Regions from separate parts of the Mus musculus genome. Here region 2 is linked to region 1. A link is a loop called in an ENCODE intact Hi-C map of the cell type or tissue named here. Cell type or tissue: left cerebral cortex. All regions are shown on one strand.

What was found. Peaks named below come from ENCODE experiments on the same cell type or tissue, not always from the same donor. Only the 100,000 strongest peaks of a DNase experiment are listed, where the experiment ranks them.
Region 2: it touches region 1 in a loop (2.9-fold over the local background); 2 of 42 quality-filtered maps call a loop at or near these places.

What each region holds. Positions count from the first base shown.
Region 1 is chr13:9,761,577-9,769,576 of GRCm38, forward strand. Zmynd11 (zinc finger, MYND domain containing 11) reads right to left here and starts at 3,745. Exons shown (of 15, transcript NM_001199141.2): 1 at 3,479-3,745. In left cerebral cortex, a CTCF peak has its summit at 3,445; DNase peaks (open chromatin) are centred at 2,285, 2,438, 2,934, 3,447 and 1 more place; H3K4me3 peaks cover 2,841 bases; H3K27ac peaks cover 1,985 bases.
Region 2 is chr13:8,866,420-8,874,419 of GRCm38, forward strand. Wdr37 (WD repeat domain 37) reads right to left here and starts at 4,625. Exons shown (of 14, transcript NM_172445.3): 1 at 4,451-4,625. In left cerebral cortex, CTCF peaks have their summits at 4,878 (motif pointing left) and 5,719; DNase peaks (open chromatin) are centred at 4,734 and 5,377; H3K4me3 peaks cover 2,831 bases; H3K27ac peaks cover 2,663 bases.

The DNA.
Region 1 (8,000 bases):
AGAGGTTTAAAGGCAACACAAGAGAGCCTAGACGGGCGCTCAGCTTTGGTTGCAGCTCTGTAGGTCCTAAGTCAAGGAGGGTACAATGCATAGCAATGAGGACCTCAGCTGTGAAACCTGTCCTCACAGTTCTGGGGAGCTCAGCACTGCTTCAGGAACGCTCTAATCCTCACAAGAACTGTGAGACTGGTTCACTTACTCCTTGTTCTTCATTGCCTTACCTGCCAAAAGTTAAGTCATTTGCCAAGAGCCTACTAAATGACCCAAGGGAGATTCAAACCCAAGTCACCAGCCCTCTAGGTCTGTGGTCTTAATCATTATGCATGACTCAAATAAAAATAACAACAAAATTAACCACTCTGAAAGAAAGTAATGTGGAATTCAATTGAGGTTTGCAAGCAGTGAAGGTCCAAGGTTTGCTGATCATTTGCTAGTTCTTTTTTCTTTTCATGACACATTCTCTTTGCTTAGATTTAATGATGGGGTTTTTGTTTGTTTTAAAAAAAATCAATCAACTGAAAACTAGAGAGGGTAATAAAAAATCTTCCAACAGCTGTTAGGGCTTTAAGCAACCACTGTCCTAACAGCATGTGATAGTTCTGTTACAAATGTCAAAAATCTTTGCTCCAATTAGCATCTCAATTAAGTTATGCAGGGATATGAATGCCTCTATTATATGCTATCAGAACCATCCTAAAGGGGAACAGAGGAAGGGTTACAAAGGGGTGAAACAAACCTATGTCCTTTACAGAAACAGGCAAATGGACATCCACCCAGAGCACTAACTTTAAGATATCTGAAGAATATTTAAGTAGAATCAGAGTGGAGTTCTAACATCTTAAATCTATTTTTCTTTATAACAAAAGCACTCATGTGTGCATTTATTGCAAATGCTAACTGCAAGAAAAACCCAACTGTCCACCTTGGAGAACACAAGAAATGCAATTTTCACCTGAACCGCCTATACAGAAAAAACAGCGGGTAAAGCACAGCTATTTTCTTAATCGGAGCTCAACAAGAAACTTATTCTAACCTGATCATAATCGCAGCTCATGTCTTCTAATCTTTCATTCTCTGGCCTCTTCATCTTACTGAGTCAGCCAAAATACTGACTACAATGTAAACAAAGTACTGACTACAATGTAAACAAAGACCAGGAAAATAATCTACCTGTATGTACATAAGTTCCCATTTCTTCTTCTAGTCTAACACATTAGAGATTTTAAAAAATACAAACACCATCTTTACTACCATAAAACACTCAAACTTTTAGAGTACAACCAGACACTCTCTATTAACTTCTAGACACTCATTAGAATCAATGGCACCCCCCCAATCATTTGAGATTATGTGTCCCATAATAATTAAGCTACATATCTTGTTACATATCTTGTTTTCTTTTTTTAAAGCATTTACTTTCTGCGTCTCCTAGTGATTTTTTTTTTAATATTTTTGCCGGCATACAACACAATTGATTGTAGGAAATTTAACTCCCAGGTGAAGCAGAGAGAGGGCCTGAGCGAGATAGTCTCACAAAACCCCTTAAAATGCTTACTGCCTTTGGGGTGACCTCTCCTTCATCGGGCCACCTGGCCACTTCCTCTATGCTCAAAAACACACATGACATCAGTCATTATGTATACAGCAAGTGAAACCAGCAATTGGATACATACCACATAAGACACTAGGTACAGTATATGCCTCCCACTAAACATGGGTACTGTGTAAACACTACTTATGACTCTAGTAACTGTGTATACAACCCTACAGGAAAGCAGGTACGCTGTGTGTACTCAGTATAAAACACCGATCACACTGGTCATGCAAGGGATGTTAACACCAGATACTCTGTAACACTTTATGGCACTGGATACTCTATACAAGGAATACTGCACACTGAACCCCACACAATGCTAGATACTATGTTCACATCTTATCACACCGGGAATCCAGCGCACAGTTCAGCTGTTCGCTGGCAGAGGCCGGCGTCTATACAGATTAGAGGACTGTGTGCATGCATACTGCCGGTGACACCGAGGGCTACACACGAATCACATAGGACAATCAGTACCACGGACACACACTGAGCACCACAAACACATCACCAACCACTAAGTCCCACGGACACACCGCAAAAGCCCCCTCGGCTCGGCCCAGGGAAAAGGCATGAGGGGAGACAGTGCAAGCGAAAGTTCAGGCCACAACCCCACAGGCAGCGTCCCCATCGGCTTCTCTCCGCAGCTCTGCGTGGGCACAAGACGGCCGATCCCCCCAGGACGGCCAGAAGGACCTGTTGAGGCAGCTGAGGCCTCGCTACCCGCTCGCCTGCAGCCCCGGGAGAGCGACGGACACCGGTCTCGGGTCTCAGGGGCGTTCGCTTTCATCGCTCCCCGTCCGCCCGCTCGCTACACGCTCCGCGCAAAGGCCCCAGGGCCTGGCCAAGCGGGAGGCGCGGGGACCGGGCGGGAGGAGCTCACAAGACTCCGCGGCTTCCCGGAGCCAGCAGGCCGCGCGCGGCTCTCCGCGGCCTTCCCGCGGGCCTGCTCCTCACGTCAGCCGGAGGTACAAGGTGCTGGACAGAGGAAACGCGCCCACCCCTCAGGCCTCACCGGCCTGGGGCCGTGCCTGACGCCACCGGCAGCCGCCGCCCGCCCGCCCGGGAGCCCGGGGCCCCGGCAGCCACCACAGCTCAGGCCGCGCTGCCGCCGCCGCGGATGCCTCCGCCCTCCCCGCCGCCCAGCCGCCCCGCCGCCGCCGAGCTTTCCCCACCATTATGCTGCGCTCCGTCGCCGCCGCCGCTGCCGCCGCCGCGCCCGGCCCTCCCTCCGGAGCCGCCTCCTTCCCGCCGCCCGGCGCCTCTCGGGCCTCAGCCGGCGACGGGCGCGGGGGGCGGGGGGGACGCAGGCCGCCGCCTCCTCCTCCCCGCCATCTCCTCCCTCCTCCCCGGCTCCCCCCGCTGGCTCAGCGCGGAGGGCTCGGGGCTCGAGGGGCGCCATGTTGGCGGCGGCTTCCACCACAGAAAAAAAAAAAAAAAAATGCCTCGGCGCGCGCCGGGGCGAAACCGGGCGAGGCGGCCGGGGCGTCGCGCGCCGGCTGGAGGCCTGGCCCGCCGCGCGCTCTCGCTCGCTCGTTCGTTCGCTCGCTCACTCACCGCGTCTCCTCAGCCCGACGGCGGCGCGGGGCCTGCGGGGCTGCAGAGGACGCCTGGGGGGCAAAGTTGGCATCCCCCAACCAAGAGGCGGTTCACACGGTGCGGGCGCGGCGGCCGGCCCGGCTCGCGGCCTCCTCGGAGTTCATTGTGTGCGCTTGAGTGTTTCCCCGCGCGGGGCCGGGCCGGGCGAGCGCGGGGCCGGGCCGGGCGAGCGCGGGGCCTGGGCCGAGCTGCGCACGGGGGGCTCTAGCGGCCGGCGCGGGACTTGCGCGGCCCGCGCTGTCTCCCCGCCCCGAGGCCGGGGGAGCCCGCCGCACCCGCTCCTACCTTCCCTCGACCTGTCTCCGGCGCCTCGCTGAGAAATCGGTTTCAGCATATTCTAAGGGGGTCCACACACGAACTCCATGTCAACACACACGTGCGAGCTACGTACGTGCAGGCGCGCTGGAGGCGAGCACCGAGACACGAGGGTAGCATTGTTAGGATCCGGCCAAGCCCGGTGGGCTGCGTTGCAGCTTGCGGTGTGGACCCGCTCGGCACTTTGCTTGGCTCCTAATGGCTCCGTGTTGGACAAGCACTCGCCCGTGTACTACTGACCCGAGTGGGTAAGACGGTATCCCTCGCTTTCCAATCCTGTGCTCAAAAAAAAAAAAAAAGTTGCAAAGACACCCGAGTTCCCCGTCTCAAATATGCACAAGTGGGACGTTTAGAAAGAATGGACCACCCATTATCACTCTGGTTAGAACATTACAAATTGCTGTGAGGAGTAGGTTATCTTTTCTAGTGAGCAATTCTAGATCTAATCAGAGGAGAGCCCTTAAGCTATATGGCTTTAAAAGTCTTGGGGGAAAAGTCAAAGCATATACAGATGTCATACGTTGTCCTAACAACCTTTGCCTGCTAGGAGTTTAAAAGGGGAAACCCATTAGCTAAGATTGCCTGTCCCTATTCTCATTGGATAGATGTACCTGAAAAATCACTGGCGACGCCCCTAGAAATCTAGGGTTCTTATACAAATTATCCATCTGTTTACAGTGCTGATCTCTAAGTTAGAACTTACTTAGAGTAGCATTGAGTTGGCTTTTTGAAGTACACCAGTCAAACGGTCTTTCAAACTGTTAACAGTTCTGCCACTGATACCAGCATCGCAGAGAGAAGTGTTTGCTCTTTTGATGTTTGTTTCTGGCTTCCCCCCGCCCCCACTTCTAAGATCATGAAGTATTTATAATTCATTTAAATAATAAAATATGGCATGGCTGGACAGCAAGATTGCTCAGCAAATAAAGCCACTCACCACCAAGCCTGAAAGTCTGAGTTCAAGCCCCAGGACCCACCTGTGTGATGGAATGAAAGAACCAGTTTATTTCAGAAGTCGCCCTTAAACTAGATGGGTGGACTAAAGGATGCCAGGGGAAATCATGCCGTATTGGATTGGACTGCTGGACTGGAAATCACTTCTTTAAGTGAATCACCTCTTTTTTAAAAAAAGGTCTTCTTTCAGCTGTAGAGGAATGCCTACTTCTATATTTCTATGTAGTTTGCAGAAGCTACTCAAGTATGAAAATTTTTCTGTGTGGGGGGGAGGGAAAGAGGGAGGGACACACACACTCACAGAGAGAGAGAGAGAGAGAGAGAGAGAAGGGGGGAGGGAGAGAGGGAGAGAGAAATACAGTTTAGGAAAACAAAGTGACTCCCCCCAGTTATACAGAATAGAAATAGCTTCTATTTTTACATATAACTCTCTTAGATAGCCTATCTATAAGATTTCCTATTTCTTTGCTATAGTTTCCCAGCCCAACAGCTTTATTAACTGCATTTGTCTGTCAACTGGGTGAGTATATGAGGGTGGGTCAGAAGGCCAGTGGCTGGAGGTTGGACGGAGGTTTGGAAGACCAAAGTAATGTAGTTGTTTCTGTGCAACCTGTGACATACTCTGGATTTATGTACTGGGTTGTGAAAGAAGGCAAAAGGTTGAGGGGTCTGAGGGGAGAAATTGGAGACAGGAGGAATGATGGAGTTGAGGGATGGTTTGCATCAATCCACATGTGTTTCACAGACTCTCACACAGCCCTGCATTCTTCCTTGGCCACAATCAATACACCCTATGCTACACAATTTCAATTGAGCATACTGCTTCTTTCACATTCTGCTTTGAGAAAAATCATGGAAAGAAGACAGACTATTCAAGCAATTAAGAATGGAAATTGTCTGTCGGGGAAATGAATTATATTCTTACTTTATATTCTTTTTTTTTTTTTTACAAAGTCCAAATGACTTAAGTTGAAAAAAAAAGCTGAAATATTATCCAAAGCTAGAAAAAAACATATAGGTGAATATTTGTGATATTTTGAGTAAAGAAAAAATATCCAAAATTCTCCAGGGATGGGTTGGGGAAGCATGTATTAAAGAAAGTCACACAGAGAGACTAATAATGTTCGTTGACTGAAAAGGTGCATAAACCAAGCGTGGTCTCAATCAAAATTCTGTTTATGAGAAGTTCCTTCTTGTGCACTTTACCCTGGGTTTTGTTTTGTTTTTGTTTTTGTTTTCTTAGTAAAGTTCCGTGAGTATTTCTTGGAACTCAAGAAGAGTCACATTCACTGTCATAGACAGTTGAAGTCTCTTGTGAGTTCTGAGAGCTCTTGCTGTTGCTGGTTGTAGTAGCTGCTCAGGCACCCCTGCCACTGAAGTGCAGTGTTTTCTGTTTTGCTTTTACTGCTATTCTTGGCTTGATACCTCTGTTTTGCATTAAAGGGTGGATGACCTAAACCCTGAGTCATTTCGATAGCTCTCCTCCAAGAGCATAAACTCAAGGGCACAGTGTAGCACCATCTATCTATGTAGAGCTCCAGGAACTCAGCAGAAAGAGCACAGCATGGAGAGCGAGTAAACAGCAAGCATCTGGCCATGGTGGTCGGGTTACTGGTGTAAAACGAGTCACTTCCTACAAAGCAACTTTCCTAAAGCTCAGTCTACTGAGTTCCTCCCTCTCCTCCTCCAAACCACAAGCTCATGTGTCGGGCTCCATTGCCACATCTCCAGGTTCAGCACCAGGTAAACTAAAAGTGCTACAGGGGAGTTGGCGGGCTCACTAAAAGCAAAGCTCTGATAAGATACAATGTTAATAGCATAAGGCCAGGGACCTGCCATTTCGGTTTTACATTTTTTTCTTTTTTCCATGTGTGTATGTGTGTGTAGTATATACGTGTGTGTGTGTGTGTGTGTGTGTGTGTGTGTGTGTGTGTGTGTGAAGGTATACCAGCACATGCTGAGGAGAGATTGACCTCAGAGTATCTTACTCAATTGCTTCTCCACCATGTTTTTTGAGACAAGGTTTCTCAATGAACGTGGAGGTTTTTTCCAATAGATTGGCTGACCATTAGCCCCTGAGTTCCATGTCTCTGCCACCCCTCCACTCCCAGAAGTGGGCTTAGAGACATGTACTGCTACATTCAGCTGTCAGCTGGGAGCTGGTGATCTGAATTCAGCTCTTCGTCGATTGCACAGAGAGCACTTTATTCACTGAGCCATCTTCCCTGCCTGTAGTTTCTCTCTCTCTCTCTCTCTCTCTCTCTCTCTCTCTCTCTCTCTCTCTCTCTCTCTCTCTCTCCCTCTGTCTCTCTCTCTTTTCTTTCTTTTTTTTCCTTAATGTCTACTAATTAAACTGTCAAGAAAAAGAGATTGTGCTATGTGTAGATATATTGTGACTATTATATGTAAAATAGTAGCTAGGGATAGTAAATGAACTAAAGATTATCAAATATATAACACCAAGCAAGCTCTGCTCTGTCCCCACCTTGAATCAAAGAGACAGGACACTTGAAGACACAGGCTGCTCCCTGGATGTCACAGGTGTATTTCCAACCCCTGCTATTACCTTCCTGTCTAACAACCAGATGTAGAGCAGATTTCTGATCCCCTAAATCTAGGCCAGTTGCTATAGGAAAGGATTTCAACCATTCTAGCCCTCGTGTACACCTTTAGAGATGTCTGTCAAAATTCCTTTCTCAGCAGGCTTCACCTTGAACTAGTTACATAACTTTTGGCAAGTACCAACTTCTCCCCACATCAGCTCCCTCTGTAATTGAAGGAGGGTTACTAATTGTATGTTATGCTCCCATTAGCACAGACTTTTATGAACTCCAGAGTTCCACAAGCATTGGTTCTCCAACTCTCAGGTGTCTGCTCTGACTTTTGGCCGTGGTGGTGGTGATGCTGTGTAGATGCATGTGAGTGTGGGTATTGATCACATGAATGCACAAATGTACATGTTGAAGTCAGCACTCAATCTTGGGTGCCATCCCCATGGCACAGTTCACCTTCGTTTTAAAGACAGTGTCACTTACTGGCCTGGAACTCAACAAATAGGCTATCTCGGCTGGCCAGCAAGCCCAGGGATCTACCTGTCTCCAGCTCCCCAGGTCTGTGAGTACAAGCATGAGACACCACAGGCATTCCTTTTAAAAGCTGTCTCCTGAGAGGCTCTGCCAGGACCTGACAAATACAGAAGTGGATGCTCTCAGCCATACATTGGACTAAGCACAGGGTCCCCAATGAAGGAGCTAGAGAAAGGACCCAAGGAGCTGAAGGGGTTTGCAGCCCCATAAGAGGAACAACAATATGAACCAACCAGTACCCCTGAGCTCCCAGGGACTAAACCACACCAACCAAAGAATACACATGGAGGGACTCATGGCTGTAGATGAATATGTAGCAAAGGATGGCTTAGTTGGTTATCAATGGGAGGAGAGGCCCTTGGTCCTGTGAACGTTATATGCCCTAGTATAGGGGAATGCCAGGACCAGGAAGCAGGAGTGGTTGGGTTGGTGAGCAGGGGGAGGGGGGAGGG
Region 2 (8,000 bases), 900 kb before region 1:
CATCTTTACTTCTGCCTCTATATTTACAACCTCCAACCTCTATCTTTCCCCCCAGAAATCTGTACTGGTCCTATGCTTGCTGACTTAACTGAACTAAAAATACAGAGGACATTAATGAGACACACATTTGATTGTATCTGTGAGAGAAAATTAGAGAGTGGAGAAGAAGACACACATCTTAGCTCTGTTCACTGCCACCTCTCTTGGGCTGGGGTCCGGGACTCAATGAGAGGGAAGAAGAAAGCTAGCAGAGCACCAATTCTGTGCTTCCTCACTGGCGCCATGGACTGGAACACTCCCAACAACAGGTCTCTATGGGCTGCATTCCTCTCAACTGTGAACCAAAACAAACCTCCCTTGCTTAAGTTGTTTTGAGTCAGAAAGTTGGCCCCGGCCTCCCTCGGTAATAAGAAAAGTAACTACTCCAGTTCCTAGTATCATTTCCTTCCATTCACACTACATCAAAAAAATGGAAGTACGTGACGGCTTCTGTGCTGGTTTAAATAGGCTTGGTTGAGGGAGTGGCACTATTAGGAAGTGTGGCCTGTTGGAGTGGACGTGTCCTTGCTAGAGGAAGTGTGTCACTGTGCAGGTGGGCTTTGAAGCCCTCCTCCTAGATGCCTAGAGACAGTCTTCTCCTGTTTGACTTCAGAACAAAAATGTAGAAGTCTCAGCTCATTCTTTAGTGCCATGGATGCTGCCATGCTTCCCACCTTGATGAAAATGGACTGAATCTCTGAACCTGTAAGACAGCCCCAATTAAATGTGGTCCTTTATTAGAGTTGCCTTGGTCATGGTGCCTCTTCACAGCAATGGAAACCCTCACTAAGACAGCTGCCAAACCAGGTACTAACATGAACTAACCATGTATTAACAAAAAGTAATTAGAGAGAAAGTGGCAGGAGGATCAAAACTCAAATCCAGCCTTGCTTGAAAAGGGAGTTCAAGGCCATCCTAGGTTACCTGAAACCCTGTCTCAAAAAAATAAAAGGATGACTCAGAGGCTAAGAACCTATGCTGCTCTACCAGAGGAAACAAGTTCACTGCAGGAACGGTCAGGCAACTCACCACCACGTGCAACTCTAGAGTAATCTTGACCTTCCTACTGTTACATCCCTTTAATACAGTTCTTCATGTTGTCGTGACCCCTAGCCATAAAATTACGTTCACTGCTACCTCATAACTGTAAGTTTGCTACTGTTATGAATCATAATGTAATTATCTTTGTTTTCCAATAGTCTTAGGCAACCCCTGTGAAGGTCACAACCCACAAATTAAGAATCTCTGCTCTAAAGAATCTGATTTCCTCTCTGGCTTCTGTGGCCACTGCACTCACATGGCCCTCATGCGGATACAATTAATTAAATATTTGAATTACTAAAAAAATTCAGAGGTTTGGGGTTTGTGATCCTAGCAAGAAGGTACACAAGACAGTAGTCACTTGTACAAGAAATACTCAAGCGGTATACACAGAGCACAAGCTAGCCAAGTGAAAACAGAAAGAATGGAAAGCAAAGGGGAGAAAGTCAATTGTGGGTCGACCTGAGGTTGAAAAACTACCACAGACTGTCGCTTATGAGACTGAAATTGATCCACAAATACAGAGGCACTGATCCTCACACAAAACCACTGTGAGGGAGAATTTTCAACTTCAATTTGTAGTCTGATGGTATTTTACAAACTAGACAGTATTAAAAAGGTAACTGAAGCCGGGCGTGGTGGCATGCCTTTAATCCTAGCACTAGGGAGGCAGAGGCAGGCGGATTTCTGTGTTCGAGGCTAGCCTGGTCTACAGAGTGAGCTCTAGGACAGCCAGGGCTACACAGAGAAACCCTGTCTCGAAAAACAAAACAAAACAAAACAAAAAAAAGCAAAACAAAAGGTAGCTCAAAAGAGAAAGAAAACTCTTTCACTCTGAAAATAAAATAGGTCTACCTGGGCATAATGGTGCATGCCTTTAATCCGAGCACTGGGGGGGGGGAGGGGGGGTGTAGAAGCAGGCAGATCTCTGAGTTCAAGGCCAGTCTAATCTGGTCTAAATAGAGAATCCCAAGACAGGACAGCCAAGGCTTCACAGAGAGGAACTGTCTCATAAAAAAAGAGAAAATACATCTGGGGTGGGATGTAGCTCAATGGGAAGGAGGCTGATTGCTAGGCATAGCTGAGACCTTGGGTTTCATCACCAGCATCACACCAAACAAATTATTTTATAAAGTTACTTTTACTATGCACTAATTCACCTATATATGTTTTTAAAAAGAAAGAATCTAAAGCTCCAAAAGGTAATTACTTTCTTTCAAACACTCACATCAATTCACCCAGTTCAGTAAGACAGATCAGTACATTAAATGTAAAGCTGCAATATAGTTTCTCCTGCACTCCTAACTGGTTGGCCTGCCAAACTCATCTGTCCTTATTCCATGCTGTCATGGGCATATCCTCTTCTCTGCTGTTTATAAACAAGGCAGAACAATACATGTCCAGCTTTAGTGCAACATATTTAACAAATGAATAAAATCTCTACACACACTGTTAATATACCAAATTCACTACCTTGGTAAATGGTATAACATTAAACCGCACCAATGAACACTTAGCTCTCTCTCTTTTCAAGGCTCTTTTTAGTATGTATGTTCCACAGTAAGGTGTTACTACCTACAGTATCAGATTTTTATTAAGTACATACAACCAAACAGGAAGCCTGCTGAAGTAGTTTTATAAGCAATACAACAAACAATGTATGCTTTTATTTGAGATAATATAAAACATTACTCTCTATTTCATACTTTGGAGGAAGAATTTTAATTTTCTTTCAACAAGAAAAAACTGATTTATTTCAAAATAAATACCCGGTTTATCCCAAAAATGTTAGTTATACATTAAAAAGATGGTTATATAATTTGCAGATGGTAGTATAAACTATAAAATGTCACTGAACCTCCAAAAGTTCAATAAAGGTATTAATAATATTAATATTTTAAGTGTTGATTGTAATAGTACTTTTAAAATTAACTTCTAGAGGGCTGAATCAATGCAATATCTAACCAGTAACAGAAAAGAGAATGGTCTCTACACGCAACCTTGGAAATCTGTCACCAGAATTAAGTTACTTAAAATGTTCTGTCACTGATGAGATGAAGGCAAATGATGCACACTTATCGAGTCTAAGGATGGCACTGAGCTGACAGGCATCAGTAATTAAATAAGCTACCACCAAGAATTTTTTTCTCAATAACCAAAAAAGAAATTCAAATCTAGAAAGCATATCTTTCTTTGAATAAATCAGGACAGGACAACTAACAAAACTCTTAGTATCACTGCTGGGGGAAATACCCAACCCCAAGGATTTTACCTCAAATCAAGGGCAAAGTAAGATAACAGACCAACGTACCTATACTAAAGGAAGTAACATCTCAGAGTAAGAAAACCAAAGGAAGCATACTTAGGTCCTGTGTCCAGAAATTTATGCAAGAAGGCTTGATATACACTGCAAAAACGTAGCTGTCATAAACATCAAGGTCACACTGTTATTTCATGTGGCCACTGGCCACTGCTCTGCGTCTCCTATGGGCAACACTAATAGAAGGCCTCTACTTACTTTGGTCAGGTTATATTTATATATACTATGCTCAAGTATGTGGCTTAGGTGTCAAAGAGAATTTACAAACACTTGAAAATGTGATCGGCAAAGTAACCAAAACAGCAAGGAAGGTAGCATAATAGAAGATTTCTTAGAAAAGGGAGAAGTATCCTGGAGGCTTATTATCACCAGGTGTACTGCTTAGAGGTAAAAAGGTTTCAGTACCGCTTTGATGGCATACTTTGTAGGCCACAATAAGCAATGTAAAGAAAACCCATCTGAACTTCAAAGAAACTGCCTAGCAATCTACATCCGGGCAAGAGAGTGAGTGGTGTAGAGCTAACGGTCCTCGTCTTCAAGCACAAGAAACATCGAAGAGTTCAAGTTAGATGATAAAACCTCTAAGAACCTGATCAATCGTTCGGTTATGTCTGCTCGCGAAGTGAAATGGCATATTTATGCAACTTTTTGGTAAAACTGGCCCATTATGATGCCTTAAAACTTAGGAAATAGAAGTGTACGGGGAAGAAAAGGAAGTCTTCAGAAAGAGAAACAAAGGCGTGGCGGGGTTTTACCACTTCAGCATCTGCTTACCCCATCTCCGCCCCCCACCCTTCCTCCTTCCCAGAGGCCATACCCCGTCTTTGCGGGATCGAAGGCCACCATCTTCGAAAACTCTGGGCTTCCCACGGGACACAGACAGCCAGGTAGACGCCACTTGAGTACACAGGGAGCCAGAGAGAGTGCGCAGGATTAGGACTGTATCCTTCATCCACCTCGAAGCCTCGTCCCCACCGCCACCCGGACACCTGACATCCCCCGAGCGCCCGAGAAGGATGCCAAGCCAGACAGCTGAGAAGATGGCGTCACCTGTCACAGCAGCAGCACTCGCGTCCGCCTGGAACCAGCCTACGTCGCACTCAATTCGTAGATCCCCCCGCGACGAGGCTCCCGAGGCAGACCCAGAGCAGGAAAAAAAACCGGCCGATTCCCGCACTGACACAACCCGGCGACCCGAACTGGCGCGCCCGTACTTCCGGTAACTGCGGAAGTCCCGCCCTCAGAGATGGTCCTTAAAAAAAAAAAAACAGACCGGAAGCTCCGCCCCATGCCCAACGGCTGCGGAAGTTCTTTCCTGGTCTCCTTCGCTCAGTCCCACAGGCTTGTTCCGCGGGATAGTCTCCTGTTTTGGCTTTCGGCTTTGACGCCGGGTCCTGGAGACCTAAACTATGGCCTAGCAGCGCGCTGAGCCAAGACCCAGCGAGTGACTGCAGAACGAGTATGGCGTCCCCTGGTGGCGCAAGTAGGCTCAGCGCTTTCCCTGTTAGGAGCTTTCCCAAGGTGCTTACAGGCACTGCTAGACCCCAAATTCTGCACCACACACTAACGGTACACGCGATCCTTGCACGAATTGCTCCCCGAGACCCTGTAGCGTCGGTAACAGGGAGAAGCACACACAGCCTCCCGGACCGTGGGTACTTACCACTGCAGGGATTCCGGTGAGGGGTCCACGGTCAGGCAGGTTTTAAGTCCATCTGTCCTAAACACTCGCACAGCCCAAAAACTGGTAAGAAAAATAATCTATTAAAATGCAAAGTCGAGTGTACTATTTAACGTAATCGCTTTCAGAATCTCTCAAATCCAACTGCTTTACAGGCTGATCTGCTAGGAATGGCTCCTCAGGCAGGGCTCAGTGGGAGTCTTGCTAGCTGGCTGCAGGAGAGCCTGGTAGAGATAGAACTATTAATATTTCAGCTTATCTGCAGAAGATGACTCACCCAGTTTCCTTCTGAAATATCTGATCACCATTGGCTAAGAGGGGAAAATAGAATCAGCTGTTCACTGCAAAAGGTGGGACTTGAGCCGCTTTTCCCCGTTAATCAGGGTTGGGAAGACCTACATAGCAGAATGGAGCTGTTACATAAACAGCCTTGTCTCTGCGAGCAACTTGAACTAGATGTTTAAAACTCACCTACAGTAAAAGCATGATAGTATTTTCCTTCTATATGGGTCAACATTCTTCCTATAAGATAAAACTGAAGGTTCAGATTCAAGAAGCAGTAATGCAAGATGTTTGCTGGAGAAGAAATAAATTTATCGTATTTGGAGACTCGAATAACCAAAACATTCTGTACAAGAAATTGTGGGTTACTTGTGTATCAAGTATAATATTCAGGGGGCTGGAGAGATAGCTCAATGGTTAAGAGCTCTGACTGCTCTTAAACTGAGTTCAAACCCCAGCAACCACATGGTGGTTCACAACCATCTGTACAGCTAGAGTGTACTTGTATACATAAAATAAATAAATAAATCTTTTTTTAAAAAAAATATAGTATACAAAGCTTATCACTAGTAACAGTCTATAAATATGAACTGAGAAAAAAAAGATTTGGCTTCTCAGAGAAATCACTGTCAAATTTGGAGGCTGTGATATTTATTTAAGAAAATTTTAACTAGTAACAAAGAATGCATAAGACATTCTGCTGTTAATGATAGCCAGCAGAAAGTACTGTAAAGCATAGTTCCATATCCAAGTAGCATTCCACTAAGTTTGCAACAAAGCAGCCACATTTGGGTGCCACTTAAGATACTTTTAATGGAAGTACATTTTATCTTTGGTATATTTAGAGTTCCACCAAAAAAAAAAAAAAAACAAAGCGTGGTGGTTTTAATAAAATGGCCCCCATAGGCCTAGAGGGAGTGGCATTATTAGGAGATGTTGCCTTGCTGGAGTAGGTGGGATGTTGCTGGAGGAAGTGTGTGCCTGAGAGCAGTCTTTAAGGTCTCAGAAGGTCAAGTCTGGCAAGTGAGTCTCAGTCTCCTACTGCTTTCAGATCAAGAAGTAGAACTCTCAGCTCCTCCTGCAGTACCATGTCTGCCTGCATGCTGCCCTTCTTCCTACCAAGACAAGAATGGACTGAACCTCAGAGCTGTAACCAGCTCCAGTTAGATGTCTTTTGTAAGAATTGCTGTGGTCTTGGCGTCTCTTCACAGCAAGGAAACCCTAAGAGGTAGCTGTCTGTTAAGAGCACTGAGTATTCATGCAGAAGACCCAGTTTCAGTTCCCAGCACCCACAGGTTACAATTGACTGTTGTTGAGGTTCAGAAATTGCATCACAAACCATACGAACACAGATCTCAGGTAAGCAAAAATGGTTTGTAGAACACACACTCCAAGACTGATCAATCAGGACCACAAAAAGGATTCGGGAACCTAATTTTGTGGTACCAGTCTGTTTTTAGGGCAGGCTTTTTATAGGAAAAAACAGATTCAAAGGTTTAGAAGGTAAGGGGGTTGTGGGGGAGTAGCACAAAATGTTGCCTAACTAGACAAAAGTAGTAGCTGCTAACTTTAAGCTGATTGGTCCTGAGTAAGGTAAGAGGGGTGGCAGGTAGTAAAAGGGAATTTCAGAGCACTGAGATAACAGAGCATAAGTACTATAATCATAACTTCTTGGCTTATTAGTAGCATTCTTCAGTGTCAGCTATGGATAATCACTTCTGGAAAGTGGAGTCTGAGAACTGAACTTAATTTCAACTTATGAGCAAAATGGAGACTGAATACAAAATTGCTGCAGTGATGTTAAAAGGAGCAGGCTTCAACATCTGTAATTTCAGTTCTGTGGGCTCCGATGCCTTCTTCTGATCCCCTCAGGTATAAAGCACACATATGGTGTACATGTATGTAAAATATTCATACATATAAAGTTTTAAAAGTTTAAAGAAAAAAATTAGCAGGGCAGTGACAATGCATACCTTTAATTCCAGCCCTTGGGAGGCAGAGATGAGAGGATCTCTGGGTTCAAGACCAGTCTGGTCTATAGAGTGAGTTTGAGGATAGCCAGGGCTATAGAGAAATCCTGTCTTGGGGAAAAAAAACAGCCTAAAGTGAAACTGTTTGCATAATATTAGTTTTGAAAGTGCTATATGAATCTGAGTTACATAAAGGAGCATTACTCATGCGTACTGTACTTGTATTGTGCAATCCAAATCCTACATTTCACCATCTCAGGATTATATACAAGGGCATCATTGTGAAGATAATACACCTAAGTGACCTAAGTAACAGAATCTTCACAAAATACAATGTTGAAATGTAAATATTATGATATTGTGTTAGTTTTCTGATGCTATGACCAAGATACCTGATTTGAAAAAGGAAGAGATCATTTCTTCTGGTACATGGTTTCAGGGGAATTAGTTCATAGTCACTTGTGCAGGACATGGTGGTAAGAACATTTGGCAGAATAAATTCTTCACCTAATGTCAGACAAGAAGCAAAGAACAAAGCAAGGGGAGGCCAGGAATAAATACCCTTAAAGGCTTATCTTAGACCCTACCTATAGTTTCCTCACTTTTTCCAAAGTAGCACCCCCATCTAAGGGACATGCACCCAAAATGTGACCCTGTGAAAATCATT